2 separate regions of the Homo sapiens genome follow, and region 1 is linked to region 2. A link is a loop called in an ENCODE intact Hi-C map of the cell type or tissue named here. Cell type or tissue: prostate gland. All regions are shown on one strand. Each heading gives the region's core, and the rest is flanking DNA. Links, peaks and the distances in the headings are about the cores only. Region 1 has its middle 180 kb from the start of LINC01913. Region 2 holds the start of SLC8A1-AS1 (SLC8A1 antisense RNA 1).

Region 1 (15,912 bases), core at 3,542-11,541, 1.8 Mb after region 2:
GTATGCTTTTTCTGGGGGGAAAAAAAATACTAAAATGTGGCCTGGCATTATGACTGTCCTAATGGTGTCCATTAGCTTTGCACTCCAGAGTTTAATAAAAAAGAAAAAAAGATTTTTCAAAAACTTTCAAACAACATAATGTGCAAGGAGGTGGGAGGGTGGTTGAATGATGGGGAAGAATAAATGGCTCATGCTGTTTCTCGATATTATTTTAGCAGATTTTCCTAAAGACATTATTTGAGCTTATTCTTAGCCTTCAAGTCATCATTTGGAAAATACATGTTGCGTTTTAATGGGGCACAGAATTCCAGACTAATATATAACTCCTTATATTACAGAAAGTTTTTTTTAAATCTTAGTTTCTGTATATATCATACATCTATAAAACTAGTGTTTTGGGGGCCACTAAGTCCAAGAGATCTTGCCTAACGCCACTGTGTTAGGCAGAATTTTTGCTCCCATGACCTCTTCCCTTGGTATTACTCCTGTGAATTTATCTGCATTGTTACAAAATTACATGGCAGATGTACTTAATGTTATTAATCCATTGAACTTAAAATACAGAGATTGTCTTGCATAATCTGGTGAGCCTAAATCTATTCACATGAGCCCTTTAAAGCAGAGATGTTTTCCTGGCCAATAGCAGAAGAGGAAGTCAGAGACTCAAGGAACTCAAGGAACTTGCCCTTTGTGGTCTGAAGAAGAGGACACATGTCAAGTAAACAAGGGCGTCAGTCCAACAATGGTAAAGAACTGAATTCAGCCAACAACCTGAATGAGGCTGCAAGTGGATTTTTCCCCTAAGCCTCTGATAACTGCCCAGCCTTGCCAACCTCTGAGTATAGGATGCTGCTGAGCCACACTGTCCCTTAATGTCTGACCCACAGAACTATGAGATCACAAATGGAGGTAAATTTATACAAACTGCTGCAGCATCAACAGAAGATAAGTACAGTTACACAGTGAACAAGGGGTTGATTCAGCCACATGGGTCAACCCTAGGCTGTGTGACTCTCGAGCCCACACTCTAAGCCACCATGCAACACCACGAGCCGCTCTCCTCTCTAAGTGGGTCGGCACACACCACCACCCACATCACTGCCCATGGGTGTCTCTCACAGCCAGTGTCACTGTCCCCTGTTATATGGCCAAAGGCATCAGTGCAACTGGCTTCTCAGGGAGCCCCACAGTGTCTTATACCAAGGCACAGTCACATGCTCATGAGCCTCCAAGTCACTGCTTTTGACTACCAAGGAAGCCCTAGTGCCCTGGATGTTGAACAGTACCCACAGTGCCTTTGCAGGTAGCTACTATTGCAGCTGGGGAAGGATTCTGAACTCCTCACTTAACCCCAGTGTTGGACATTGTAGCTTCTCCAGGATTAGGTGATAGTTCAGTCTTTGGAGCACAGAGGAAAAAACATGGGGCTCTCATATCCTGCTGTCTTGGTTCCAATCTGGACTCTACCCTTTACCAGCTGTGCGACTTGAAAAAGTTACTTAACATCCCTGACACTATGTTCCCACCTAAATGGGAATTTTTTACCTCTAAAGCGGGGATAAAAATGGTTCTTCCTCAAAGATCTGTGGGGAGCACTAAATGAAACACACAGAGGTGCTTAGTGCAGCTACTGGTACATAATAAATGCAGTTACATGGCTTTATTTTCTTCCTGCCACTCACCATTAGGAACATTATAAAAACTGTATAGATTCAAGATGTATAATATGATATATACATACACATATTATATTGTGTATGTATATATCATATACATATATATACATATTATACATATTATATATATACATCATATATATACATATTATATATTGCTCTTTTGCTCTCTATTCAATTAGTTAACCAGGTAAAAACTCACACCCCCTGATTACCTTAGAATGTGTTTCACCTTTCCTTTGGTTCAGTGATTCCCAAACTAACTTGATTTTGAGAAACATCTAATGAACTTGTTACAAGTACAAATCCACAGGCTCCCCTGGAGCTTCTGTTTCAGGAGGGCTAGAATAAGCTCGAGAAATCTGCATTTTATCAAGGCCCCACATTACTCTTACAAGCTGTCATAGTTAGGGAATAGGATCTACATAATCCTGACCATCTGTAGTCGCTGATGCTGACTGTAGGGAAAGACCCATGTGCCAGGGTATCCAAGAAAGCCAGGAACTTTCTGGTGCCACCGTGGAATGGGCGCTGTCACAGGATGGCGAGATCTCATAAGAAAAAGACAAGCATCCGCCAGCCGAGGGCAGAGTTTGCAGCAGCAAATTTATATGACCCTCTTCTTAAGGAATTGTTCTCTCCACCCCACTCCCTGTCATATAAAGTCATTAAAGTTAAGGTTCACATTATGTTGGGAAGAACATAAAGCAACAAAGCACTAGCCATGGCACAAAGTGAATGCTCAGTAAATGGCCACTGGCTTATGTAAGTCTTGATCAAATGTCAACTTAGTGAGTGACAGTCTAGAGGTGCTGCTCTACTCGTCTGCCATGTGGTTTGTTGGCTGCATGAGGTTGATAAAAATCGCAATGCTACACATCTTGGAAGTGTGTAGGCCCCCAGGGTCACAGATAAAGGTGAATTTTTGTGAAACTAATTAAACATAAGCCCCAGCAAGGTATTCACACAGTCATTCATCTTTATAAAATTTGCAAAAAAAAAAAAAAAACAATGTTTTGTAACTCTTTTCCCAAAATTCTACAAGCTTCAATTTACATAAAAACCTGGATTTACCACTGCAGCTCTTCAAAAGGGGGCTTGGAACTGCCAAGAGCACCGGGAAGTAGAATGCTTTGCTTCCAACAGCCAATGCCCTCCTTGCAGTAGTGGAGCCTTTCAACACCAACAGGTTATGTTCCGAGGGAGACAACAAGCTGTGATCCCCGGCCTCAGGCCCAGCTGGTGCCCTCTCCCCTCTGTGCCTGGCTGCCAGTACAGAGCTCCCCTCTCTTGCCAGGGCCCTGAAGCATGGAGGAGTCAAGGAAGACCTTCTGCCAGCCCTGCAAATCAAGCAGACCCCTTTACATGGCCCCAGGGGTTGGGATTTCTCATTTCCAGCCCCTCCCACACACTCCAGTTCCATTTCAGGCCCAGTCTGGGCTCCGCCACTCCATCCCCAACTCAGTGACATGCTACTTAACCGTTAACAGCAAAGTGGCAATAAAACTTGCTGATGCCTTTTGCCCAACACATGCTCCACAAACACTCTGATTTAATTTGAAATATTTGTTTTAAGTAATTTGTGGATTTTAGCTATTGGACTAATATCACTCACAGAAATGGATTATAATTTACTGCTGTTTCTTCATTTTTTTATTACTACATAATTAAAACCTACTGTTAGCTAGCACTGTGGAAAAATGTTGGTGTTATGCAGTATGCATTTCAGTTGGCTGCACAACCACCATCTCTTCTTCCAGTGACCCCGCTTCTCTGTAGTGATGTGGGTGCATAATTCTCAGACTCCATTAGGTGGCTGTAATCCACGGCCTCTCAATGAATCTTACATTCTGATTCTCAGAATGTAGCCAATTGTCAGCCTTGCCGATGCCTCAGAGTGAAGGACCATGAACTAAGGGCATGAGGGCTTGGGGAAGCTGGGCATAAGTGTGAGCAGGAAATGTAAAGGAAACGCAGAGGGGGGCTGGGGTCTTTCTCCTCTATTTGTATTCCCTGCAGCTATTGTGGCTGATGACTCTATTACAAAGATGTAGACATGGGAAGGCAGCTGTCCCCTTGTGATGCTTTCCAGAGGAAAAGACAGAGCAGTCACATGGGCAATGGAATGAAAGAGGACTTCAGATTCTTAATAGGAGGACTGCCATCCCATTTGATAGTTTCTTTTAGTCAACAAACTCACACTTACAGGGCTTGGCACTGGGGCACAGGGTGGCAATGAATTATACACGGTCATTTTCTTCAATAAGCTCACATTCTCATGGGGCAGTCAAATATCATATAAATCACTGTATTTCACCACCATGGGTTTTACTAGAGACAGAAGGAACTATTTGATATAATGGAAAAGGCTTGAATTTGGGAATGAGAGATATGACAGTTCGAATCCCACTTTTGCAATGTGTTCAGCTCTGTCACCTTTGGAAAAGCTACTTCATCAAAGAATTTTAGTTTCTTTATTGAAAAATAGCAACAAAACACAACTTTGCAGGTGCTGGGAGGCTCCATGGCTGCAAGGAGGAGTGGCTGCCAGAAGCATTCTGCTCCCCCTGTGCTCACTCATACCAGTTCCAATCCCTGCTTTGAGGAACTGTGATGGAAAATCCAGGGAGGAAGATTAGAAGTGACGGAGGTCACATGTTTGGTACAGCAGCAGCACGTGATAGGAATTTGATAAATGATAGCTATCATGGTTGACAACTATTAGGAAAACAAAACACCATTTTTCATGTCCCTGGACTATTTCAATAACCACAGAACTCCAGTCTCTTCTCCCTCTGTGCCTTAGAGGATTCCAAGAGAGCTCTTTCTACAAAGCAGAGCTGATTTCATAAGCTCTATTTCAAACACTTAGTAGCTCTGCCCCTCGAGAAAGATCCCATCTCCTAGGCAAAGACTGTGCGCACCAACACATGTCCCCTGCAACCCCCTCTGGCTCACTGACCAGCACTCTCCTGTAAACCTCTGCCCCTTTCAAAGCCAGTCCCCCTACCACATCGTCTTTTCTCTTGCCTCTTGGTTTTGGACATTCTGTTCCCTTGGCCTGGACTTTCCAATCCAACCATGATCACTTGTGCAAATCCCTCTGAGGAGCCACACCCCAACAACCTTCACACCCCACTCGGATCCTAACTGAATCCCCAACTGCCCTCTCCTGTCTATTCTCTAGACTGCAGCAAGGCTGCTTTGCACACACAAAGCCCATCATTGGCACTCTCTTTCTTAAAACCTTCAGGGGCTCTCCTGCCATCACACTTGAATCAAAACCAACCCTCGACCAAGGCCTCCAACACCTGCCTGATCTGACCCTTCACATCCTCCCGACTTGCTCCCTGTGCTCCAGCCACACTGACCGGCCTGCAGCAACTTGAACCCTGAGCTCTTTCTCACTTCATGGGCACCAGCCCCTGCTGTAGGGAAATGCCGTCTTCCACTCCGATCCTCTGCAGAACACCCCCTGGTCAGTCTCCTGGCTTGGCTCAAGGCTACCTCCTCTGGGGACCCTTATCCAATTCCCCAAACAAAATCATGGCCCTTTTATTCTTGCTTATGTAACCTGTTCTTTCCCTTCACAGTATTAATCACAATCTGTAATTATTCTTTATGTGTTTAGGTATTTGTACGTTTTTTACTTAATGACCTTCTTTCTCTCTAGACTGTAAATTCCATGACAGGGCCTTTGCTCCAAGCAGGGAGCCCAGATCCCTTCACAAATATCCATGAAGGAGAAGCTTCCATGCAGACCTCCTGAAGGCCTCTTTTCCCTCTACCTACAAGTCAGCTAGGCCTGCTGGCCTCCTTCTGTACCCAGCAATATGATACACTGTTTTGTAGCATTTTATTTATATGGCCAAATCTCTCCAGGAATGTGAGCTTTTTCCCAACACCCCCCCGCCAAGATGGAGTCTTGCTCTGTCACCAAGGCTGGAGTGCAGTGGTGTGATCTTGGCTCACTGCAACCTCCACCTCCTGGGTTCAAGCAATTCTCCTGCTTTGGCCTCCCAAGTAGCTGTGATTACAGGCACCCACCCTACACTTGGCTAATTTTTGTATTTTTAGTAGAGATGGGGTTTCACCATGTTGGCCCGGCTGGTCTTGAACTCCTGACCTTGTGATCCACCTGCCTTGGCCTCCCAAAGTGCTGGGATTACAGGCGTCAGCCACCGCACCCAGCTGAATGTGAGCTTTTTGACACTAGAGTGATTCTTCTGTGTGTTGCCAGCATAGCAAGACCTATTCCCCCAACTCATGTCCAGCATAAGAAATAGCTAGTAAAGGTAAAGTGCTCCTAAACTTACAGAGAAAAACATTAACAGCCCTGCCTTCAGATAGCATCGTGGCTAAAACTTCACTCTAATTTCAGAGTGGAAAAGATAATAAGGAAGGGATAGAGTGAATGCAGGTATACCAAATGGAAGGTCCCTGTAAAAATCCAGAAGAAATTCAGTTAACACAGACAAAAGAGTGCTGATACAGATAATAATAAAATATGAGACAGATTTGAGAGACGTTTTGGAGAAAAAACTGACAATATTTGGGCAAAACACAGAGAGAAATGAGATGTCAAGCGTGGCTCCTCAGGACCTGGCTTGTAAACTTGGAGGATGGTGGAACCACCCACGGAGATCAGGCACCATGCAGGTCTTCATGAGGCACCGTGCAGGTCTTCAGGAGGCGGCGTGCAGGTCTTCACGGGGCGGCGTGCAGGTCTTCACGGGGCACCGTGCAGGTCTTCACGGGGCAGCGTGCAGGTCTTCACGGGGCACCGTGCAGGTCTTCACGAGGCAGCGTGCAGGTCTTCACGGGGCAGCGTGCAGGTCTTCACGGGGTACCGTGCAGGTCTTCACGAGGCAGCGTGCAGGTCTTCACGGGGCACCGTGCAGGTCTTCACGGGGCGGCGTGCAGGTCTTCACGGGGCGGCGTCCAGGTCTTCACGGGGCACCGTGCAGATCTTCACGGGGCAGCTTGCAGGTCTTCACGGGGCAGCGTGCAGGTCTTCACGAGGCACCGTGCAGGTCTTCACGAGGCAGCGTGCAGGTCTTTGAGAGGCACCGTGCAGGTCTTCATGGGGCAGCATGGAATCAATCACAAGGTGGGGGTGCCATCTAAATAACCATGTGTGTGAATGATGAAGGGAAGGGACTCTTGGGGATCTTCTCTTGGAAAAGTCATTTCACCTATCTATCTCCCATTGTTCTGAGGCAGACAAGGGGAACAGCTGATCATTCAAAAGTCATCTCTATTTGGCTATGAAAAGCAGTGATTTGAGAACAATGTATACTTAAGCTGTTCTTTCTATCCCAAACACTCCTCTGTCTCTCTCCCTTCTCTGCAGCCTGAGACCAGCATGGAGATAAGGAATAAGGTTCTAAACTAGATGATCCACTGAAGCAAAGAGTTAAATGTACTTTCAAAGGAACATAAGGACAAAACCAGATTCTCCTTGGTGTACAAAGAATCCAGGTGAATTGTCATGGGAACAGTAAATGGATGTTAGATTATTTCTAGCTACCTTTGGTTGAGTACTTGCTGTGTGCCTGGCATTTCATGTACATTGTCTATCACCTTCACACAGAACCTACAGGGATGGGAAGAAAGATTCCAAGAGAGTAACTTACCCGAGGCTGCCCAGCTAGTGAGTGATAGAGCAGGGATTTGGACTCAAGTCTGCATGACTCTGAAGCTAATCTTTTTTTAACCCTAGTGAATTTCTAGGTATTGAGTGAGCAGTACTTCAGCATTGACCCCCATATGCAAAACAAGCATTTCCAGGTGGTTAAACTTATTTAAGGTGAGGCCCTCGGGCACACTATAGAACAAAGCTAATTGGGCTCAGCAGAGATCAAAACCACGACCTTGTCCTTATTTTATCTTTCTGCCACTGGCGTGCTTAAGGCAGACAAACACTTGCCATCAAACGGCTATAAAGCGTTTTATTTCCCTTCATATTGTGTAGGTTGCTCATTTATTCAAAGAACTCAGCCTTTCAAAATAAGCCACTGGCAAGAAGAGAGAAAAGGGATGTTCCTATAAATTATCCAGTGGAAAAGCTTTTACGGCATTCGACCAGGACTTGAAATGTGGGAGGTAGGACGCTGGAAATCTACCTTGAAGATGTGCAGAACCAGCGGCAGGTCCTGGTCCCCAGGAATGGGGGGTCGGCGCGGGGAAGGGGGGAACGGTCTCTGTTTGTCTTGCTGCGTGCTCACACTGCCACCTGCTGGCATAGCCCACATCTCCGCTTCCCCAGCTCCTGTCCACCTGGAGACCCTGAGAGATTGCCCACATTTTAGCATCTCCTTTCCTCCTTGGAAGGTGTCATACTCAAGAGAAATTTTTATTTCTAGCCAAACACTCTTTTTAGCCTGACAGCAAACGGCTAGTGGGAATCCATGTGCAAGGGAACTCTGTGTGAGGAAAACAGAGAGGGAGGGGAGCGAGGAGGAGTCTATGAGCTGGTGGCTGGGAAAATCTGCTGCACCGGTGAATCCAGTTGTCATTGTCAGGACCTTCAAGGCTTTTTGGCCATGACTCTAAGAACAAAACCTCCCCAAATCCCTTTTAAATACAGTGGGGTCCATTCCTCCCTACATATTTTCTTTTCCTACAAGCACAGCGAGCGTATCTAAGGGCGGGGAGGGCTTCCAGCTTGAGCACATAGCGCCATTATTTGACGAGAGCACAGGAAGCAGCCTTCATTTTAAAAGAATTTCAGTCTTTAACTTTCATTCACTCACAGCATGAAAATAAATCACTGTGCTTGAGCATTTTAAAAATTAAAGGCTTAGATATTACATGTTACTCAAAGGCTCCTATCTTCAAATACCTATTTCCATTAGCTATTACGGTTTTTAACTTTTCTTTTTCATTATCTTGTATTCGCTTCATGAGGCATTATGTAGATGCAGCAGACTGAAATGATTTTCTCTCATTCCAAACTAAAGATGATGATGAACTCCATTCCTCTGGGGTAAGTTTGGAATAAAAAGATGGGTTACAGAATACTGGAGGTAAAAGTCAGGGATCGATCTGGTGACTTGACTCTCATATATATAAGGTTCAACAACTCAATAATAAATAAATTTAAATCATTCCCTGATTCTACTTTCCAAAGGAAGACACTGAATGATTCACTGAAAGATTCTCACTTGCCCAAATCTCCAGTTTCTTAGTAAGGGAAGGTAACATGGAATTTCTTAACCTTTGTCTAGTTTTCAGATTGTCTACATCATTCACTGCATCGACCTCCTGTCTTCTGCTTTCTCATGCAGAATTGAAACATATATACCTCATCCCCAGGAGGTCTCGTTTACTTCCGTGACTTCAAGCACACCTGAGGGCCAATGATGCCCAGGTCTGCATCCTCAGTTCTGAACACTCACCCGAGGTCTAGACCCACCTCTCTAGCTGCACACTAAATATTTTCTCCCTGAATGTCCCATAAGCACCGGAAGCTCATTGTGTCTAATCTCAAGTCTTGGCCACCCTGGCCCCAACTTCCAAACATGCTCTTCTCTCATATAATGGCCCCAGTTAATGGGAAGACTATTCACACAATTGTGTAAATCCAAACCCCAAATGTCACCTGACACCCCAATGCTTCCTGTATGATATTGATCACGAAGTTCTCTCAGGTCTACTACCTTTGTCTCCAGCTATACTGACACTTCAGCCCTTTCCAAATGGACTGCTGAAATAGTATTGCAACTATCTACTTTTCCCCATATTCAATGATCTCTTTTTCATCCTTCACATGCAAAAATGTAAAACGGATCATATCCTTGACAGCAAAATTCTGTATGCTAAATTGGACTTCATCAAAATTTAAAACTTCTGCCCTGCAAAAGACCCTGTTAAGAGAATGAAAAGATAAACCATAGACTGGGAGAAAGTATTCACAAATCACACATCTGACAGAGGGCTTGTATCTAGAATATATAAATAACTCTCAATGCTTACAATTATAAAAACAAACAATCCAACCTAAAAACGGCCAAAGGACATTCACAGGCATTGCAGAGAAGAAGATACACAGATGGCAAAGAAGCACATGAAAAGGTGTTTAACACCATTTGCCATCAGAAAAATGCAAATTAAGACTACCATGAGATATAACTACACCTATCAGAATGACTAAAATTAAGAAAAAATTGGTAACATCAAGTTCAGGAGAGGATGTAGAGAAACCGAATCACAGGTGAGAATGTAAAATGGTAGAACCACTCTGGAAAATAGTTTGGCATTTTCTTTTAAAACTAAAAATAGACTTACCATACAACCCAGCAATTGAACTCTTGAGCATACGTCCCAGAGTAATGAAAATGCATTTTCACAAAGAAATTTGCACATGGATGTCATAACTTTATTTGTAATAGCCAAAAACTACCCAAATGCCCTTCAATATGTGACTGGTTAAACTGTAGAGCATCCGTGCCATGAAATACAACTCAGCAATAAAAAGGAATGAACTCTTGATCCACACAACAACCTGGATGAGCCTCAAGGAAGTTATGCTAAGTGGAAAATGCCACTGTCAAAGAATATATACTGCATGATTCCATTTATGTAACATTTTTGAAATGACCTAATTATAGAGGTAAAGAACCATTAGTGGTTGACAGGGGTTAAGGATGGGGCAGGAAATGGGTGTAGCTATAAGAGGGTAACACAAGCGAGTCTTGTGGTGACGAAAGAGTTACATAACCTGATTATGATAGTGGTTATATGATACTACACATATAAGAAAATTGCATGGAGTCCAGGCACAGTGGCTCACGCCTGTAATCCCAGCACTTTGAGAGGTCATGTTAGGAGGATGGCTTGAGGCCAGGAGTTCAAGACCAGCCTGGGCAACATAGCAAGACCCTATCTCTACAAAAAAATTATATAAAAAAGAAAAAGAGAATTGCACGAAGCTGCACACACACATACACATGATATAAATGAGTGCATATATTTACCTGCCAGATCTAAATAAGCCCTATGGATTATATCAAAGTTAATTTCCTGTTTTTTACATACTACAGTTATGCAACATGTTCACATTAAGAAAGGTTGGGTAAAGAGTGCATGACACCTCCTTGTGCATTTCCTTACATCTTCCTGTAAATGTGTAATTATTTTTAAATAAAGTTCTTAACTGATCATGCCACTCCTTTCTTGCAGTTATTTTTAGCTCTCATTATTCATAGAATAAAACACATTCATCTACTCATAACATAAAGTGTCCTCCATTCTGGTTAATAGTCTTTATCGACTATGCTAAAATGTCCACCATTTTTTAGACAATGTTGGCCTTTACTTCTAGGATTATAGAAAATATATCCATGCAACCTGAAATTTCTCAAATTTGCCAGAGTTGGACATTCTAAGCATATTCAACAGTCATTTAGTAAATCATTGCCTGTCGAAGCCAGATTAATCTATCAAATAGTTATCCTTTCTGGATACCATAGTTTTTATACAATTTCTCTAAAAGGAAAGGAAAGATGAGGTACTGTGGTAGGGGCAATAGCTGAGTAAGAGCTGTGATAGCACACAAAGCAAAAGAAAGGGTAAAAGGAGTCCACAGATGTAGAAAATCCCCCTTTGCTGATGAATTTGCTCATTTTATAAGCCCAGTGTATTCGCTTCCTAAAGCTGCAGTAACAAGTACCACAAGCTAGGTAGCTAAAACAACAGAACTGTATCACAACCCTGAAGTCCAAATCAAGGTGTCGGCATAGGTTGTTCCTTCTGGGGGCTGTGGGAAAGAATCCGTTCCATGGCCCTCTCCTAGCTTCCAGTAGTTTGCTGGCAATCTTTGGCATTTCCTGGCTTGTAGAAGCATCGTCCCAACCTCCACCTTCTTCTTCACATGTTATCCCTCCCTGTGTGTGTCTCTCTGTCCAAATTTCTCCTTTTTAGAAGGATGCCAGTCATTTTGGATTAGGGGCCACCCTGCTATGGTATGACCTCACCTTAATTACATCTGCAACAACTGTATTTCCAAATATGATTACATTCTAAGGTTCGGAGAGTTAGGATGTCAACATAACATCCTAATTATGATGGAAATTTTGGGGGGATGTAATTCAACCCATAACACCCAGGGAGCTCTAGTAGCCAAGAAAACTCCCATCCTTCTTCTGTTTGAATGAATACAATAGCTAAACGTCAATACCATTACCTGTATTAGAGGGCGCACAGGGCCTGATGTGGAAACTGGCTAGGAATTACTGTGAAGATCCTTATGCTCATCATGTGAGAAGACATTTAACAAGCATCTGAGTGTGCCTGACACTCTAGTAGCAGATATTTGACAGCTTGCCAAATACGCAGGTCAGATCATTCTACAATCAAGCTGCTAATCATATTCTAGTGTATACAGTTGACTCTCCTTGGCTCAGAGTCATAAATTATCTATAAGATTTTTCATGGTGAAAAAAATACTTTTGCAAACAAATCGTAGTTGGTGAATAATTAATTTAACTTTTATAAGAGCCAACTTGCTTAATCCAGACATTGTAACCAATTGTGACCAGGTGTTGTGATAAGTAAGGAATGTGGCTATTCACACACTGCCTAGGAATTGTTTAGCGACTCTTTGGGGTGGCAAGGTGTCATGCCAGACTCCTATTAGCTTCAATAGGGGTGGCACCAGGTTCAAGTGGGCAAAGAAGAGACCTGGAGCCAGTAAATGAGACCTAGAGTTTTATCAGGGGTAATTTACATAGAGGGGTGGTCCAGTGGCAGCAGGCTGAACAGGAGAACCATAGCCACTTGCAAAAAGCATGCAGTTGATATAGCATTTTCACTTAACACCCTTCCCCTAACAACTTCCACCTGGCAACCTTCATTTAACCCAAAACAAAGGGCCTCAATCCACTATACGGCCCTCATTCCATGAGACAGGGGCTCAGATATTCCTCGTACGTGAGGAATAAATATCTGCCTTAGCCACCCCCAGATTCCTTAGCTCAGAACTCTGAACACTCATTCAGTTGCATCTGCCATACAGGGTCCTTCTCAAGGTATGCTTAAGTTATTGCTGTCAGGTGTTGTCTGCCATGCAAAAGGGAGAATAAAATAGACTCTCTCCAAAGTAATCCTCTGTACAATCCTTCATTCCAACAACCTAACCCTTTCAAAGTAGGTGAATCAATCTAAACAGTTCCTGGGCACCCTATTTGAAATTATTATCAGATAATTCCTGATATCTGATACCTTCTGGAACTTGGCACATCAGTCTGAACCTCCAATTTAATATCCTGTCTGTGTGTAAGCATGCATATAAAATGTATGCATATAAAATGTATACATATATGTATCACATTACAGTGATAACATAGAATCTCATGGTTAAGAGACACAAAGTATACAGAATTATCACTTACATGCCCACATTATATCAACAAGAACAAGAACAAGGCCTAGATTCCCTTCAATACCTGCCTTCCTCCATTTCTGCGCATACAAATATATGCATATATGTATATGTATGCCTATAAAATGGATACGTACAGATAAAATTATGCAAACACACATATAAACATGGCCATTGCATTTTCATTTAATCTATGAAGCAAATGTAAATCTTTTTTTAATTAATTAGCACTCAAATTTTGTGTCAATATTTGATGGGAGACTGACTGGTTCCCATCTCTGTCTTTTCGCTGAATTCTTCTTTATCCTTCTGTCAGCTTTATGGTTCTAGAAGAATGCACTCCATATTCACTAACCATAAAGTTTGGTAACTTAACAAGGTATAAGTTTCTCCCAAAAGCCAGGTCAATTAAAAGCTGCAATGTGTTATTGTATCAGCCAGAAAACTTTATGTAAACTGGAATTTCTGATCTTTCTAATAAATACTGCGAATCTAGAAGCACTTGGCCAAAATATATTACCCTTAGCAAACTAACGCAGGAACAGAAAAGCAAATACTGCATGTTCTCACTTATACGTGGAAGCTAAAAAAGAACTTATGAACACAAAGAAGGAAACAACAGACACTGGGGGCTACATGAGGGTGAAAGTGGGAGGGGAGAGGGGAGCAGAAAAGGGAACTATTGGGTACTGGGCTTAATACCTGGGTGACGAAATAATACGTACAACAAACCCCCCATAACACGTGTTTACCTATGTAACAAACCTTCACATGTACCCCCAAACCTAAAATACAAGTTTAAAAAAAGAAAGAAACCACTTAGCCAGAATAGACCTTCATGGATTTTTCTTTAGTAACAATGCTTTAATTGAGAAAAAAAAAAGGTTTCTGATTGCAATTATAACACTACTTTTTATATTGTGAAGGTCTTAAGAAGAGGGAAGGAGAGATTGCAAGCCAGGTTGATGGGGCTGGTAAGGGCTTCACAATGAACCCAGTCAACTGCAAGATCAGTCCAGCCTCCTGCCCACCACTCCTGCTTTCCCCACCTGGGTATGCTGGTAGCAAACATAACTTGTGCTATTGATCTCTACAGTCGTTTTAAAGTTCTTTTTAACTTTCAAAATTTCAATCCTGATTGATGTTTTATAAAACCATTGGTTTTAATCACTGTGATTCGAAACACTTCTGTATGTTCCTTGCCCTTGCTTAAGTACTTCAATGATGGTTGAAATGAGCAAAACTAAAAAGGAAGACACTAAAAGAATCTAGAACAGGCTTCTTCAAATAGAGGAAATGATAATGTCGTTCCTCATTTAGCTATTTCTCTTGGTTCTACTTAAGACCACATTATTAAGCCTACTTAAATAAATGAGATTTGGCATGAAATTTATAAAATACTTAAAACAGTAGAAGAAGTTGTATAAATTTAAAAAGAACCAGAAAGCATCTCTTAAGGTTACAATTAAATATTTGAAATTCAAATGCATCTTGATATACCCCAAAAAAGCAATCGCTTTCTAATTATGCACATTACTGTGATTACATAGAATCTCGTGGTTAACAGGCACAAAGCACTCAGAATAATCACTTACATACTTACATTATATAAACAAGAACAAGCACAAGACCTAGATTCCTTTCTATACCTGTCCTCCTCCTTATCTCAGCCAGTGATTAACGCAGCACTCTGAGCTTGTGCTCATAATAGATACTTGCAATGGTTACGTGCTTCTCTCTCTCTGCCCCTCATAGTCAGGAGGCAAATGTTAAAGTCATGTCTTGACCAGAAGAGTTCTACAACCAAATTAGTGTTGTTGTAATAGAAAACATTTTGCCAGATCTAAAGCATTGGGTGAGGAAGATAAAAATGTACTTTCATAAACTTTTTTTTTAATTCAACAAACATCTGAGCTCCAATTGCACGCCAGGTCTTTTACTGGGTTCCGGAATTATAAAAATAAATAGGACATGACCTCATATATGGAGAAATACCATTGTCATGGTCATGAAATTCAGAAGGCATCAATGAAGGTAGTTTTGTAAACATCTAAGAGAATGGCTTTTTATTAAAAAAACTGATTAAGAGAGATCTGTTTTACCATTTATTTCTTTCCATGCAGATTTCTCTGTAGCAATCATGGGCTGCAGACTGAGTCATCTATTTTCCACTGCATTTGATATAGAATTATCTGTGCTTTTTAGAAACACCCTTCACCTACTCCAGAAGTTTAAATTTGTATCAAGATGTTACATAAAACATCCATTCATTTAGGACAGAGTACGAGTGAAAAATTAGAATACAGGGAGGTTTTGTGGGAAGGTGTCATATGAGAAAGAACTTGGCTGATATACAGTAAACAGACTCCAGAGATGACAGGAAGTTACATTCCAAGGAAAGGAAAGAGAATCATGTGAATTACATCATTGTGTCATGCATGGTATAGCCCTGTCATGGATCCCGGAGCCCACTGAGAGCTCCTTGAGGAAAGAAGGAAGCAAACAGGCCCAAGTTAGGAAAGGGATTGAAAAACCATCAGGAAAGAAGGGATTGCCAAGTGAGGGGCTCAAGTCCAAATCTTAATTCTGCAGAGCAGGCTGGCATTAATGCCCAAGCGATCCAATCTGAGGGAAGTGACATGGATTCTTTGCACCTATGTGGATGTCCAAGTCACAGAGGAAGATGGTCTAAGTCTGTGAAAAAGATAATGAGTGGGAACAATTTTGTATTTTAGCCATGGAAACCCACACACATTCCAGATTATGAGAATCAGGAAGAGTTTCCCTCCTCTGAGTGGGATTGAACCACTCAGTGGAGGGGCGGACCCAAGTTGCTCAAGCTGTTCGAGATGA
Region 2 (15,912 bases), core at 2,710-10,709:
TAGAACATGATTGCTTTGCTAATTCCCATGAAAGAGTCGTTTGTAGCGTGGAATATACAGCATTAGTATAATAAACGAAAATAACTGTAAAATCAAAAAGTAAGACAAAGCTAATATTTTCAATAAGATGAATGAACAAAATGCTATTTAAATGATTTGAAGCTGAAATACTTATGGATATTAAAATGCAATTTCATGAAAAATCTAGATCTCTATCTCCAGCTCTTTATCAGATAGCTTGAGGAAAAATACATAAATTTTAAGTCTGTCACTGCTTTTGCCTCACAGTTTGTCAATCTCATCAACCAAACTGAAACAAAATCTCTAGAAAACCATTATGAACCCAAAATCAATGTTCAGTGTCATCATTATCTTCTCTGTCATCTTCTGCTAATTAATTCTGATACATTTTCAAACAAGCCGTGGATTAATAGTTTAGTGCAAATTCTCTTCAATTACATCAAAAAGCAGGGGGAAAAACATATGGGTTAGCTGCAGCAAGGGATCAATAATTCTATCAGCTCTTTTCTGTCAATTTGAATGTCGCCCTTCACCTTTTTTTCCCTGTAATTTTCTTTCTTTCCTAATTTATGCCTCACTTTTAAATATCTCACATTCTTTTCTTTCTTTTCTTACAGGGTTCTCTTCTGATACTCCATCTTCTATATACCTACTTTGTGTTAATTTTAGGAAGCATTATTTAAAATATTAGTGTAAACTGAGACAAGAGATAAAAGCAAATAATGGTTTTAATATTAAATAACTTTTTTTTTTGTAAATAAAATGAGTTGATTCCTGTGCTACTAAAAATATTAGGAATTAGAAGCTCAGTGGATATCTACATTAAAATCTGAAGAGACCAGAACTGCATATAGAGTCTTTAAAATTAATATCCCCAGTTTGAATTTGAGTGGTAATTTAAAGACATGTTTACCTGTTTGTACACTTTTCTTTCCAAATAGGAGGTGAATAGTATGTGGTCAAAAACTGTCTTTTTCATCTTTATATCATAGACTTTAAAAGAATTCCTGACACCTAGCAGAGGTTCAGTACCATGTTTAAGATGAATTAATGAATGAAGACATGGGTTTAACTTACAATATCATGGCTAACTATGACCTGCCATAGACTATCATTGTGACATTGTTGACAAAGTAAGAGAATAGACTTTGAAGTTAGATACCTTGAGTTTAAATCCTGGGATTTTGATTAACTAGATGTATTACTCATCAATTGCTGCATAACAAGTTACCCCAAATCTTAGTGGCTTAAAACCCTATTTATCCCACAGTTTTTTGTGCACCAAGAATCCTGGTACAGCTTATTGGATCCTGTCTTAGGCTCTCTCATAGGCAGGAATCAAGTTGTTAGCCTGGACTGTCTTCATCTCAAGATTCAACTGAAGGTAGATTTGTTTCCAAGCTCACTTGTGGTTCTTGACAGGATTCAGCTTTTATGTGTGTGTGTGAGCTGTTGAATTGAGGGCTTCATTTCCTTGCTGGCTCTTGGCCAGACGCCACCTTCAATTCCATGCCACATGCACCTTCCCATAAAGCAGTTCCCATTATGGCAGCTGTCTTCACTGAGTTGATCAAGCTAGAAGAACTAGAGTATGAACAAGTTGGAAGTCAGTCTTGTGTAACCTAATCTCGGAAGTGACATCCCACTACTTTTGCTGTATTCTATTTATTAGAAGTCAGTCACTAGTTAGAAGGATATGGTTTGACTGTGTCCCCACCCAAAATCTCATCTTGAATTGTAATCCCTATAATCTCCACGTGTGAAGGGAGAGACCAGGTGGAGGTAATTGAATCATGGGGGTGGTTTCCCCTGTGCTGTTCTTGTGATAGTGAGTGAGTTCTCACGAGATCTTATGGTTTTAAAAGGGGCTCTTCCTCCTTCGTGCGTCACTCTCTGTTGCCTGCTGCCATGTAATGTGTGCCTGTTTTGCCATGATTTTAAGTTTCCTGAAGCCTCCTGAGCCCTGCAGAACTGTGAGTCAATGAAACCTCTTTTCTTTATAAAAGTCTTGGGCAGTTCTTTGCAGCAGTATGAAAATGGACTAATACATTAGTAAATGTGAATACCAGGAGGCAGGGATTGTTGGGGGCTACTTTAGAAGGCTGCCTACCACAATAGCCATGTAACCTTGAAAATTTGCTTAAGCTGTTTTGCTCGGTTTCCTTACCTGGGAAACAGGAATACTAATAGAACCCACCTGTTAGGGCTGCAGTGCTAAACATACTAAGAATGTATATGCTAGTGATTAGCAAAGTGCTACACACAAAGCAAAATTCAGTACAATAATACTGTGCTATTATACCTGTTATTTTTTAGCTATGTCATCTCTTTTTAGGTTGATTCTTTCTTCATAAAGTGAGAATTGGATGATCTCTAAGTTTCCTTGTAAGCCCAAGGAGTTTACTGATTTTGTAGACTTAGGAATCCACAGACTTCTTCATTTTCAACAATCTAACCTTTTTTGGACCCCACATTAGCTTTTCCCCCTCGCTCTTATAATACCTAATTGGGATCACATAGAAAAAAAACCCTGATGTTTCTGAAGGAGAGATTCTATTAATGTTTGGGACAAATCAACTGTTGCAGGGGCCCTGCCCTGAGAACCAAAGTTTTATGAATTTTAGTCCGCATTCTGCCAGTTGAAACAAGTTCTTTAACCTCTCCCGTCTCAGTTCGTATAATTCACGGAGGGTGAGTTGGACTGGATGAGATAGCATTCCTTCTAGCTTAAAAGTCTTTGGAACTAATTTCCGTTTGCTGCATATATTCGTTTTTAATTCTCCTTTCCATGTGTTCCATATGTAGTTATTTAGGGACAATTTCCTCAGGCATTTTCAGAACATTCTCAATTTTACAAAGATTATAGGATACAATTATAGCTTATATGATTTTAGGAACTATGACATTGTAAAGAAAAATTATTGTGATAATCAGTAAACCTCTAAGATATTCTTACAAAGGCCACTTTTAGAAAATCACAGAAAATGAAGTCGGGTGATGTTATTTGTATGCATCAGGTGAAAAAAATACTCCCAAATGAGGAAAAATATTTTGGGACTTTTGAGTTGACTAGAATTCAAAGTAAAAAAAAAAAAAAAAGCCAGATCATTTTCTGTAATGATTCAACTCATTGGACATTTCTTGAGGTGTCAGTTATACCTTCTTAGAAATAGCTCTAGACATTTACAAGTTGTTAGAATAAAATAAACAAATGAATTAAAAAACCAACCAGATCTTGTGCATCCAGAGAGGTTCAATCTCTTCCAAACAATAATTTTTTTAGGATGCTATTATTGCTTAATTGTCTTTGAAATTCCTTTCCTGAAGCTACCTGTAGAATCTGAGGCATATGCTTTTGAACATGCTCACTGATGAAAACTATTTTTTTCCTGAAATCAAATCCGCGGTCAAAAATCATTTAGAAGTAAGAACAGTAGGTGAAAGGGCAGATCAAACTGGATAGTACTTTTTAGTGTATAAAATAGGGAACAACAGCAAGATGAGTGATTTTCTTACATTGAGAACTAGCTCCAAAGGTGGTTCAAAAGAGAACTCCTTAAATTGTTTAGAATGAGGAGTCAACATAAAAAACGCTTTGTGTCTTTTGTCATGTTAAAAAATGAGTCTCACAAACTTACATGACACAAGTTTACCAATGAAACAAACCTGCATATGTACCACTGAACTTACAAGTTAAAACAAAAAATGAGTCTCACAGTTTGCATGAAGTGTTACTTGATTTCAACCTGAAGCATCTTGGTAGTCAATTCAAATTCTGGTTCTGCCACTTAGGAACTGTGTGACATTGGGAAAGACTTGGTTTCCCAGAGCTTCATTTTTTCTTACAATGTGGGAAATATGTCACAGAGATGAGATGAGTGTTCAGTGAGGATGTGTGAATATATCTCACAAACTTTAATGGGTAATACCCAAGATAGTTATTAATAATGCCATTTTATGCATAATTTCTTATATAAATTTAATTAAACTATAAGCTCATAAAATATTCCTATCAAATATGATAGGAAAAATAAGGGAGAGATTTTCAGGATACTTATTGCCAATCCAGGCACCCTACTAAGCTCTTTATAATTTTTATTATAAGCTCTTTATAAATTATATTGAAATTTACTTGTATAATTTTAAATTTAGTTATTATGAACACTACAAGTTTCCATTGTATAGGTGAGAAAACTAAGGTTTAGAGAGTTTAATTTTGCCAGAGTTATAAAACTAGCAAATGATGGAGCTGAGGGTGGGGTCCAGATCTGAATGACTCCCAAACCAATGTTTTAAAAGCCCTATGTTACACTGCTTCCATTTCTGGCAACAATGTGAAGAGAAAAAGGAATGTACAAGACTTTGTTATATTGCACCAGTAATTACCAGACTTATTTGCATATGAGAATTACCCTGAACGTATAAAAACCATTGCAGCATCCAGGGCACACCAGAAATCAATTAAATTCCTTGAGGGTTGAATCCAGATATTAGCCTTAAACAAGCAAAACAGAAAGCTGTTCAGGTGATTCCAACATGCAGCCAAGTTTGAAACTCCATGTGTTTTAAGGTCAGTCCCTGAGACTGACTAGGAGATTTGTGATGACTGTGGGCTTGGGAGTAAGATGGTTCTAACTCCTGTTTGGCTGCTTAGGAGTTGTATGATTACGGACAGGTTACTGCCCTTCTCTAAACCTCAAATGATACTGAAAACATGTATTTGTGGGTAAAATAAAATAACCCAAGAAATGTTCCAGCACACTGCCTGGACCTACCAAGTAGTGCCTGGTGGTAGTAATACTTTGTTTCTCAAGCTCATTCTCTGCACAGATTTTCGGTTGCTTCTTGAAACTTTTAAGCATGTGATCTGCTGCCCCTGAGTGAAAGCAAGAGGCTACTATTGGCTCCTAAGTCTCTTTTGAATCATAATGTTATGCCATTTTTATTTGGGACGTGTATTTCTATAAGTGGTTCACAATATTTAGCAATGGAAACAATGGCTTATCTTGGGAGTAACCCAAGCCACTTGGTAATGAGAATAGTTATTTGATGATTTGATAGTTAATATTGGTGTTCTGGAAATGGCCATGTACATATGTTTATAGATGTGTGTTTTCTGTTTTTTGTTTTTTTGGGTAGATGTCACCCTTTCCCCTTATAGCTTGTTTACTTTCCTCACACAGGTGTAGGCAGGCAGCAGCGTTGTTTGAATTAGTCTTTTAAGTGAGTGTTTAATGAAGATGAGTAATTGCTTGCAGCTGCATGTATCTGTAGGGATTTGATTTTCTTCTAGTAGAGAACAAGGTGATTTTCCAGACAACTTTGGAAAGTGTGATCTTGGTTGTCCCCACATACTTGAGAGTGACTGCCTCTTGCACCAAAATGCCATGAAACTTCCTGCTTCCCTCCAGAAGACACCATCCTAGCTGGGGTATAGGCAGCTCATTTTATCTTAGAGAAGGTTTCCCCCTTCAATATAAAAGGTAATCAATGTGGTTTCAAGTGAAGATTATAAACATGAATGGCTCCTTGAGGGTGTGGCACTATGGCCTGATGAATCCTAGATTTGTTTCCACTTTCCCCCTAATTAAGACTGAAGTTTGAACTGCTGGCATGGTTGAAAGTAGATTCTGAGATTTTTTCACTTAGAAACAGGATTTTCTAGAGTCGATCTATGCAGAGACCTTGTAGGGGAAAGAACAGGATTGGCACCAAACATTGGGGTTTAGAAGTCATAAGTAGGACCTAAGAGAGGCAACCAAGGAACCACAGAGTTGAGTGACTGGACTAAGACCCTTAACCAGTGGCAGGGCTGGATTCTAAGTGTGTATCTGAGTTCCTCCAAAGCGTATTCTTTACTTCATACAATTCCCTGAATATCCTCACCTGTGAGGAGGCAGAATCCTTTCATCCCTCAATGGCAATGGAAATGCATGTACGCATCTTACACAATGGGTGTGTTCTTGAAGAGTGGTGAGAAAAATTGCTTTTATAAATCAAATCACATACCATGTTTACAAGGAATATTAATATTTAAAAGGAATTCAATCTTAAATCTTTTTTGAATTCTTGGTAAATGTAGATGTTATTCAAAGTGAGGCTTCGGTGTAGTCATAATCATTAAACTGCTAGCAAATGTTATTCTAATATATTAGTCCATGATACCATAAGATGGATTAATTTTTATTACAAAGTACGATTCTTGATTTTTTTTTTTGGTGAAGTTGTGTTTGATGAGGAAGTGCTATCAAATTACAAAAGGAGAATTGACCAAGCAGGAGAGTTGAGCTCTATCAAGCCAGCTACTTGTTTTATCCACTAGAGGGTAGCATTGGCATTGGAATGACACGTAGACATTTACAGTTTTTCAAATTGAAAGAGCTGCCTGTGAAATGCAGACTATTGCCAAATCTACAATATATTAAATGATTTGATAAACAATTTGATATGACGGAAAACACCACATGATTGTAATTGGATTCTTCTGTATTACTGGGCGATGTACACCCTGAAGGACATTCTTAAGGCCCACTACCTGTGTCTTGTGGGGGTGGTTACTTTGGGCCTCAAGCCAACCATGTGCCATTTGGGACTAAGACCTTTCCTTCTCACCTTTCCAGCTCAATTCCTGCTTTACTTCTCCATTTGCAAATTGTCAGCATGCTGGAGAATCTCAGTGTGAATTACCTTCCCTTTCCTTCAACCTAAAGCCGTACTTACCATAGAAGTTGATTCTTTTAATGAGTCTCTTGAGGAATTCAACACTTGTGACAGGCATTTCTGCTTATCCTCACTAGAATGCTGTGAGGGGCCTGAGGACTGCCGTCCTCATGCCTTTTAACATAGAAAGACAAAGTCCTCATGTCATTTCACATCACCCTTCTGCTTGGTAGTGGAGCCAGGGCTGGATTCTGGTTGTGTTTTGTCTAACTCATCATTGACTGAGTGGTTTCCAGTGCTTAGCAGGGACTTCCTAGGTGTATGACACTTTTTTTTTTTTTTTTTAACTTAGCCCCTCATCCACCACATTGCTACTAGCAGTAACTACAAAACCACCAGACTACAGTAGTAGGTCCGTATACAGAACAAGATATTTAAAAGAGGTTGTTTTATCCAAGAAAGAAGTATTTTTGTTGTTCAAAATATTAATCTGTGAGAGGCACTAACATTCAGACCACAGCAGGCAGCAAACAATGAGCTTGTCTTGGAACTCACAGTTCTCCACCTGGCCTGGTAGCTGTACTACAAACATAGTATGTTCTTAATCGCTTTATGTTCTTTTTTGCATTTTTAGAATTTTTTTGATAGATAATATTTGTATGTTTTGAGATTCATGTGATATTTTGTTACATGCAGAGTGTTGTAATGATCAAACCAGGGTATTAGGATATCCATCACCCCAAATATTTATCATTTCTATGTGTTGGGAACATTTCAAGTCCTCGCTTCTAGCTATTTTGAAATATACCGTATGTTGTTAACTATAGTCACTCTACTCTGCTGTTGAATATAACTTTTTCCTTTTACCTGTATGTTTGTACCCATTAACTAACCTCTCTTCTTTCCCCTATCCCCAACACAGATCCTTCCCAGGATCTGCTATCTATCATTGTACTCTACCTCCATGAGATCAACTTTTTAAAGCTCCTACATGAGAACATGGGATATTTGTCTTTCTGTGCCTGGCTTATTTCACTTAACGTAATTATGTCCACTTCCATCCATGTTGCTGCAAATGACATGATTTCATTCTTTCTAATGGCCCAGTGGTACTCCATTGTGTATATATATATACCACATTTTCTTTATCCATTCATCTGATAATACTTAAGTTGATTTCATAGCTTTGCTATTGTGAATGGTGCTGCAATAAACACGGGGGCCACAGGTATCCCTTTGAAATAATGATTTCCTTTCCTTTGGCTAAATAGCCAGTAGTGGTATTGCTGGATCATAAGATAGTTCCATTTTTACTTTTTTGGAGAAATCTTCATTTTTTTTTTATAGTGGCTGTACTAATTTACGTTCCTACTAATAGTGTCTAAGAGTTCCCTTTTCTCCACATCTTCACCGGCAACTGCTATTTTTTTTGCCTTGTTTCTAATAGTACTTCTAACTGGGGTAAGATGATATTTCATTGTGGTTTTGATTTCATCTACCTGATGATTAGTGATGTTGAGTATTTTTTCATATACCTGTTGACCCATTTACCTGTTGTATGTCTTCTTTTGAGAAATGTCTATGACATTTACTCACTTTTTTATGAGATTATTTGTTTTGCTGTTGAGTTTACTTTAATGTCTACTGATTACTAAGTCCCTTGTCAGATGAATAATTTGCAAATATTTTCTCCCATTCAACAGATGTCTGTTCACTCTATTGATTTCTAGTGTATGCAGAAGTTTTCCAGTTTATTTATTTTTTAGAGACAGTCTTGCTCTGTTACCCAGGCTGGAGTGCAGTCGCATGAATGTAGTTCACTGCAGCCTCCAACTCCTGGGTTCAAGTGATCCTCCCTCCTCAACCTCCCAAAGTGCTGAGCTGCTTTTCAATTTAATAAAGTCCCACTTGTCTATTTTGTTTCTGTTCCCTGTGCTTTTGAGGTCTGAGCCATAATAAAATCTTAACCTAGACCAATGTTACCATGTTTTCCTTCCTTATTTCCTCTCCTCCTTCCTTCCTTCCTTGGTTGCTTTCTTGCTTTGTTTTTGTTTTTTTTTTGAGCTGGAGTCTCACTCTGTAGCCCAGGCTGGAGGGCAGTGATGGAATCTCCGCTCACTGCAACCTCCACCTACTGGGTTCAAGCTATTCTCTTGCCTCAGCCTCCTGAGTAGGTGGGATTACAGATGCATGCCACCATGCCTGGCTAATTTTTTTTTGAATTTTTAGTAGAGATGGTTTCGGCATGTTGGCCAGGCTGGTCTTGAACTCCTGAACTCAGGTGATCCTCCTGCCTTGGCCTCCCAAAGTACTGGGATTACAGGCATGAGCCACTGCACCTGGTCCCACTATGTTTTCTTCTAATAGATTTATAGTTTTGGGTTTTACATTTACCTTTAATCCATCTTCACTTGATTTTTACATATGGTGAGATAGGGATCGGGTTTCATTCTTCTGCATGTTGATATTCAGTTTTCCCAGCAGTATTTATTGAAGAGAGTGTCCTTTTCCCAATATGTTCTTGGCACCTTTATAAAAAAAAATCAGTTTGTTGTAACTATGTGAATTTATGTATGGGGCCTCTGTTTCTTTCCACTGGCCTATGTGTCTGTTTTTATACTAGTACCATGCAATTTTGGTTACTAGAGTCTTGTAACATATTTTGAAGTCAGGTGGTGTGATGCCTCCAGCTTTGTTCTTTCTACTCAGGATTGCTTTGGCTATTCTGGCTCTTTTCAGCTTCCATATAAATTTTTGGATTGTTTTTTCTATTTCTGTGAAAAATGACATTAGTATTTTGATAGGGATTGCATTGGATCTGTAGATTGCTTTTGGTAGTATGGTTATTTTAACAATATTCTTCTGACGCATGAGCATGGGATGTCTTTCCATTTATTTGTGTTCAACTTTTTTCATCAGTGTTTTGTACTTTTCCTTATAGAAGTCTTTCACCTTTTTGGTTAAATCGATTCGTAGGTATTATATTTTACTTCTATAGCTGTTGTAAATGGGATTGTTTTCTTGATTGCTTCATCAGCTAGGTCACTAATCATGTATAGAAATGCTATGATTTTTGCATGTTGATTTTGTTTCTTGCAACTTCACTGAATGTATATATCAAATTGAGGGTTTTTAATGGAGTTTTTAGTTTTTTCTAGATATAAGATTAAGTTATTTGCAAAGAGAGCAACTTGACTTCCTCTGTTCCAATTTGAATGCCTTTTATTTCTCTTACCTGATTGGTCTGGCTAGGACTTCTAATATTATGTGATATGGTTTGGCTGTATGTTCCCACCCAAATCTCACCTGGAATTGTAATCTCCATAATCCCTACATGTCAAGCGCAGGACCAGGTAGAGGTAATGGGATCTTGGGGGCAGCTTCCTCCATGCTATTCTCATGATAGTGAGTTCTCATGAGATCTGATGGTTTCATAAGCATCTGGCATTTCCCCTGCTTGTGCTCACTCTGACCTTCCTCCCTACAAAGTTGTGTGCTTCTCCTTTTCCTTATGCCATGATTGTTAAGTTTCCTGAGGCCTCCCCAGCAATGCAGAACTGTGAGTCAATTAAACCTCTTTTCTTTATAAATTACCCAGTCTCAGGCAGTTCTTTATAGCAGTGTGAGAATGCACTAATACATTAAGTAAAATTCTAGTGGTGAAAGTGAAACTCTTTCCCCTAGGAACTCTTTCTAGTTCTTAGGGGAAAGAATGTCAGCTTTTCCCCACTCAATATCATGTTTACTGTGGGTTTGTCATATACAGCCTTTGTTATGTTGAGGTAAGTTCTCTTCTGTGCCTACTTTGTTGAGAGGTTTTATCATGAGGAAATGCTGAATTTTATCAGATGCTTTTTAAAAATCTATTGAGAAGAGCATATGGTTTTTGTCCTTCATTCTGTTGATGTGATGTATCACATTTATTGATTTGTGCGTGTTGAACCATCTTTGCATCCCTGGGATAAATCTTACCTGATTGTGGTGTTTCATCTTTTTGATGTGCTGTTGGATTTGGTTTGCTAGTATTTTTTTGAGGAATTTTGTATCTATGCTTATCAGGGATATTGGTCTGTAGTTTTCTTTGTTGTTGTTGTGTCTTTGTCTGGTTTTGGTATCAGGATAATGCTGGCCTTGTAGAATGAGTTGGGAAGAATTCCCTCCTTCTCAATTTAAGATAGTTTGAGAAGAATTGGTGTTGTTTGCAAGTTGGGTAGAATTTGGCAGTGAAGCCATCTAGTCCTGGGCTTTTCTGTGTTGGGAGACTTTGCTACTGATTCAAACTCTTTGCTCCTTACTCTGTATAGGTATTCTATTCCTGATTCAATCTTGGTAGGTTGTATGTGTCCAAAAATTTGTTCATTTCCTCTAGGTTTTCCACCTTTGTTGGCATATAGTTGTTTATAATTGTCTCTGATCTTTGTTGTTTCTGTAGTACCAATTGTAATGTTTCCTTTTTCATTTCTGATTGTTTGGGTTTTCTCTAGTTTTTTCCTTGGTTGGTCTAGCTATTGATTTTGTTTATCTTGTCAAAAAACCAACTTTTCATTTTATTGATTTTTTTATATTGTTTTTGGTCTCTTTTGTTTAGTTCTGTTCTAATTTTAAAATTTATTTCCTTCTACTTGTGTGTTTGGTTTTTCTTTCTCTTTTAGTTCCTTGAAGTGCATTGTTAGATGGCATATTTGAAATCTTTCTACTTTTTTGATGTAGGCATTTAGTGCTGTGTACTTCCATCTATATCCCATAGGTCTTGGTATACTGTATTTCAAGATATTTTTTGATTTGCTCAATTTCTTCATTGATCCAGTGGTCATACTGGAGCATGTTGTTTAATTTTCATGTATTTGCAGTTTCCAAAGTTTCTCTTGTTATTGCTTTTAGCTTTATTCCATTGTGGTCTGAAAAGATACTTGATGTGACTTCCATTTTTAAAAATTTGTTGAGGCTTGTTTTGTGGCCTAACATATGGTCTATCCTGGAGAATGTTCCATGTGTTGGTAAGAAGAATGTGTATTCTGCAGCTGTTGGATGAAATGTTCTATAAATGTCTGTTAGGTCATTGAATTATTCATTTCCAGAATTTCTGTTTGATTATTTTTTATGATATCTCTTTGGTAAATTTCTCATTCATATCCTAAACTGTTTTTCTGATTTCTTTGTATTATTTACCTGTGTTCTCTTGTATCTCATTGAGCTTCTTTAATTATCTTGAATTATTTTTCCAGGATTTTTGTAAGTTTTTTTCATTGTAATCTGTTGCTAGATAATTATTGTATTTCTTTGGAGGTGTCATATTTTCTTATGATTTTTGTGTCCTCACATTGATATCTGGTGCATCTGGAGTAACAGCGGCTTCTTCTAATTTTTTGGATTTGCTTTCTTGGGAGGACTTCTCCTGAAGATGTATCTATGGTGTTGGTTGGTTAGGGCACTTTGGCTTTGATTCTGGGTGCATGCAATGGTCTAGTCTCTGTATAATTTCTTTGCTTGTAAACAGTGTCAGTGGTGTCTGATTTCCTTAGTGGTTTAGGGTGCAGTCATTAGTAGAGGCTGTGGTGAAGATTTGCTGGGGATGAAGACACCAGCTGTGTCAGTCCTCATCTGCAGTGATGACAGTAGTAGGTGGAACATGCCTGTCCTTGGGCAACAGGGCAGTGCACGTGCCAGCACCAAGTGGTTCCAGGTAGGCTGATTCTTGGGCCTCCAGATGGCTTACTCAGGTGAAGACAGCAGCAGCAGCAGCAAGGGGCCAGGCAGGCTGGTGGGCCCTTGGGACCCTGGACAGCAGGCATGGTATGAGTGATGGCAGTAGTAGTGGCAGGAAAACCCTCTGCCTCCCCAGCTGTCTGTACTGGTGTTGGTGGGGGCTGTGATGTGCTGGGTGGGCCAGTCCCCAGGCCCACAGGTGGTGCATACAGGTGGGTTCCAGCTGTGATGATAGCCGCAGGCTGGGTGGGTCTATCCTTAGGCCCTTGTTAAGAGTACTCAGGTGCCAACAGTAGTGGATGGGGTGGGGCAATCCCCAGTCCACTGAACAGCATGCTTGAGCACTAGGGGGCATGGAGCCAGGCTGGATGGGTCTGTCTTTGGGGCTCCCAGTGGCGCATATGGGCAAGGGCTGTGGCGGGCAGAGCTGGGTGATCGCCAACCCCCCAGTGTAGTGCTCAGGTGATAGTGGCAGTGGTGGATGGGGAAGCCTGTCCCAGTGTGCATGCAAGTGGCTGCAGCCCTGCTGATGGGAAAGTGAGGTTGCTGTCAGTGGCAGCAGCTGTAGGCAGGCAGTTGAGGAGCTTGTGTTTTGGCCACAGGTGGGGCTGTGGGTGTGGGAGCTTGTCCTCAGTTCATATGTAAACGCACAGCAGCACCATTGCTGGGGCTGGCAGGGTTGTTGCCCACGGCTTGCTTTTCAGCCCAGTGGCAGCAGCCAGCAACGGTGGTGGCTGTAGGTAAGAATCTGTCCTCAGGGTGTGTGCAAATGTGTGTCAGCCCCACTGCCAGGAGTGATGGATTGCTGCCTGTGGCTCATGCTTCAGGCCTGATGGCAGCAGCTAGTAAGGCTGCGGGTGGAGGATGTCAGGGGGCCCCAAAGATGTGGAGATGCAAGGGCTGTTGAGCCCCGGGGCAGGATGCAGGTGGGTGGGGGTTGGGCTCTCAAAATAGTATTCTGCTTAAGCTCCTTAGGTCTGGGGCAGGTGTGGGATCCAGCCTCAGCTTTGTTTCTGGAGAAAAACTTTGTGCTGTCTCCTTGGAGCTCCCTAAGTTAATCTCAGGGCCTGGAAGGTCAAGGGCTCTCCTGTCACTGAGATCGCAGGAGTCTGTGGTGGGAATGTGGACCTTTTGGGGATCTTTCACTTACCTTTCCCTGCACTGGGCAGCCTCTCTGGGCTCCTCTCTCCTTCCTTATTTTAGGTGTTTGCTGTCACTTCTCTATTAAATTCCAGTGCCCTCTCTTAGATGATCCATTTAAAGTGTGAATATCTACTCATTTTGGTTTTTTATGGAGGAGGTGAGATGTCTCTAGTAATCCATCTTGAAGCCCCTCCCTTTACATTGTATTTCCTAACGTCCAAGGGTCTCTGTTTCCTTTTTGTTTAGAGAACTTCCTTTTGCTATTATTTTAGAGTATATCTGCTGGTATAAACAACAAAACTCCTTTACTTGTTTTCATCTGAGAGTATGTTGATTTTTTCCCCTTCATTCTTAAAGAATCTTTTTTCTGGGTATGGAATTCTGGGTTAAATTCTTTTCTTTCATCACTTACTTTTAGCCTCCATGGTTTCTGATGAAAAATCTGCTGTCATTGACATTTCCTTTTTCCTAGAATTAAGGTGTTATTTTTCTCTTGCTGCTTTCAAGATTTTTTTGTCTCTAACTTCAGAAATTTAAGTGTGATGTGTCTTGGTATTGGACTCTTGGATTTAAGTTGCAATTTACTTAGTTTTTTGAATTGGTAAATTTTAATCTTTTCTTAAATTGGTGGAGTTATGGGCTATTGCTTCAACTTCACAAGTATTTGTTGGGCACTCCTTATGTTTGACACTGTACTAGACTACGGATGATGATGAAAATTTAAAATCATGGGTTGAGATATTAAGAACTGACATGCACTTTCCACAAGAAGAAAAGGTGAAATAATGCAGGGAACATTGGGCTGTCAGTGGGAGAGCAGAGATCTACTTCTCTTGGCTCTTCTCCTACCTCTGTGACATTGGGTAAACAAATGAATCTCTCAGGATTACGCTCTGTAATATGAGGGAGTTGGATTAAGTACTCAGTTTAGCTCTACATGACTTCAGAGGAAGAAAGAGGTAAGTTTGGTTTGGTCTGGTCTGGGAAGGCTTTATAGAAGAGGCTGAATTGAAGACAGGCCTCACATGACTGTTAATTGATACTCTCTTCTTCCACCTTCAGGACACTTTAAGATAGACAAATCTGAATGAAAACACCCCAGAAGGGAGAATTATTGGCTCAGGACTAGGCTGGCACTGCTGGTAGCCAATCTTTTTTGCATGTTTGCCGGGCCTGCTGCTTGTCCACTCATTGCACCCCCACATACCCTGCCCCCTCATGCTCTTCTCCTGTCTTTTTCCAGAATGGCTTCTTCCATCTTTCCTACTTCTTCACATTCTGAAAATTCTGCAATACTTATCTTAGGGCCTTCTTCTATTACCCTGTTCTGTTTTAACTTTCTAATTATATTTCAAGCTTCTGGAGGGCACAGACCATATCTTCTACTTACTGAAGTCCTAGAAGGGACTTAAAAGATCCCTGAGAGAAGTGCTCCCCTAGCTGATTATTGGTATCACCTGGGAGCTTTTTAAGGCTCCATCTTAACATAATCAAATTTTGCTTGTGTTTGGGGGTAGGGGAAGAGTGGGTCAAGGGTGTGTGAGAATAAGCTATATTTTAGTTTTTTTTTTGTTCTTTAACACTTACTGTGCAAAACTAATATGGTACCCCCTTATATGTTTGGATTGGCATCTATTGTATACATCTTCCTTGTTCTTCATTCAACATAGGACTCTATGGTTTCTACCACTTCCCACGAACCTGAATTAAATTCTGAAAAGAGGGATAATGTATTCTGAGAACGGACAGCAAGCCCAGCTCAGTGTCATGACATTCTTCTGTAGAACTTTCCTGCTTACATTTTCGAAATTGTGCTCTGATGGCTCTCTAGTATCCTGCTGTGTACACTATGGGCTGGAGAACAAGGATCCTAAATTTTACTGTATTCTTTCTCCACAGAAGTTTACGAAGACAAAAGAGGAATGACGACTCAGCATATTGTAATGTATATTCAATATGTGCTTTGCTAAATATATTTGAAAAGTATATAGGTATATTGAAAAAGACCATGTCCAACTGAAAATGCCCAGCTAATGAAAATAACATTTTTCTTCCTACTGAAAACTAAGGTATAACTTCAGCATTTGGTGTCAGAAGTTATTCAGAAAAAACAAGTTAAACTTTTTAAAGGATTTTTATTCCTTCGTAAGTCTACTGGAAAATTAATCATACAAAATATAATGGAGCCAAAAAAGCATTTGCAAGAGCACAGATGCATGAATATGAAACATTACATTTTCCAGGCAGTGTATTTCCTTATCAGAGCAAACTCCTTCATGACTAAAGTGGTCATTTTTCAACAGTGATGGGTGACAAAGGCTCATATTTTCCTATGTTTTAATCTTCTTTTGGAGCTGACTGTGGAAGCAGGAAATGTGGGGG

The links. A loop is a pair of places that touch in the nucleus more often than their neighbours do. Peaks named below come from ENCODE experiments on the same cell type or tissue, not always from the same donor. Only the 100,000 strongest peaks of a DNase experiment are listed, where the experiment ranks them.
Region 1: a loop joins it to region 2, with 9 times the contacts of the local background. A loop is called at or near these places in 49 of 110 quality-filtered maps.

What each region holds. Positions count from the first base shown.
Region 1 is chr2:41,691,084-41,706,995 of GRCh38, forward strand. No RefSeq gene overlaps it. Among named protein-coding and RNA genes, the nearest start is that of LINC01913, 180 kb to the right of the region's middle. In prostate gland, for the core only: a CTCF peak has its summit at 7,912 (motif pointing left); a DNase peak (open chromatin) is centred at 7,898; H3K4me3 peaks cover 461 bases.
Region 2 is chr2:39,907,420-39,923,331 of GRCh38, forward strand. SLC8A1-AS1 (SLC8A1 antisense RNA 1) reads left to right here and starts at 10,215. Exons shown (of 5, transcript NR_038441.1): 1 at 10,215-10,240; 2 at 15,430-15,470. RefSeq lists an enhancer at 13,082-13,741. In prostate gland, for the core only: a CTCF peak has its summit at 6,332 (motif pointing right); a DNase peak (open chromatin) is centred at 6,352.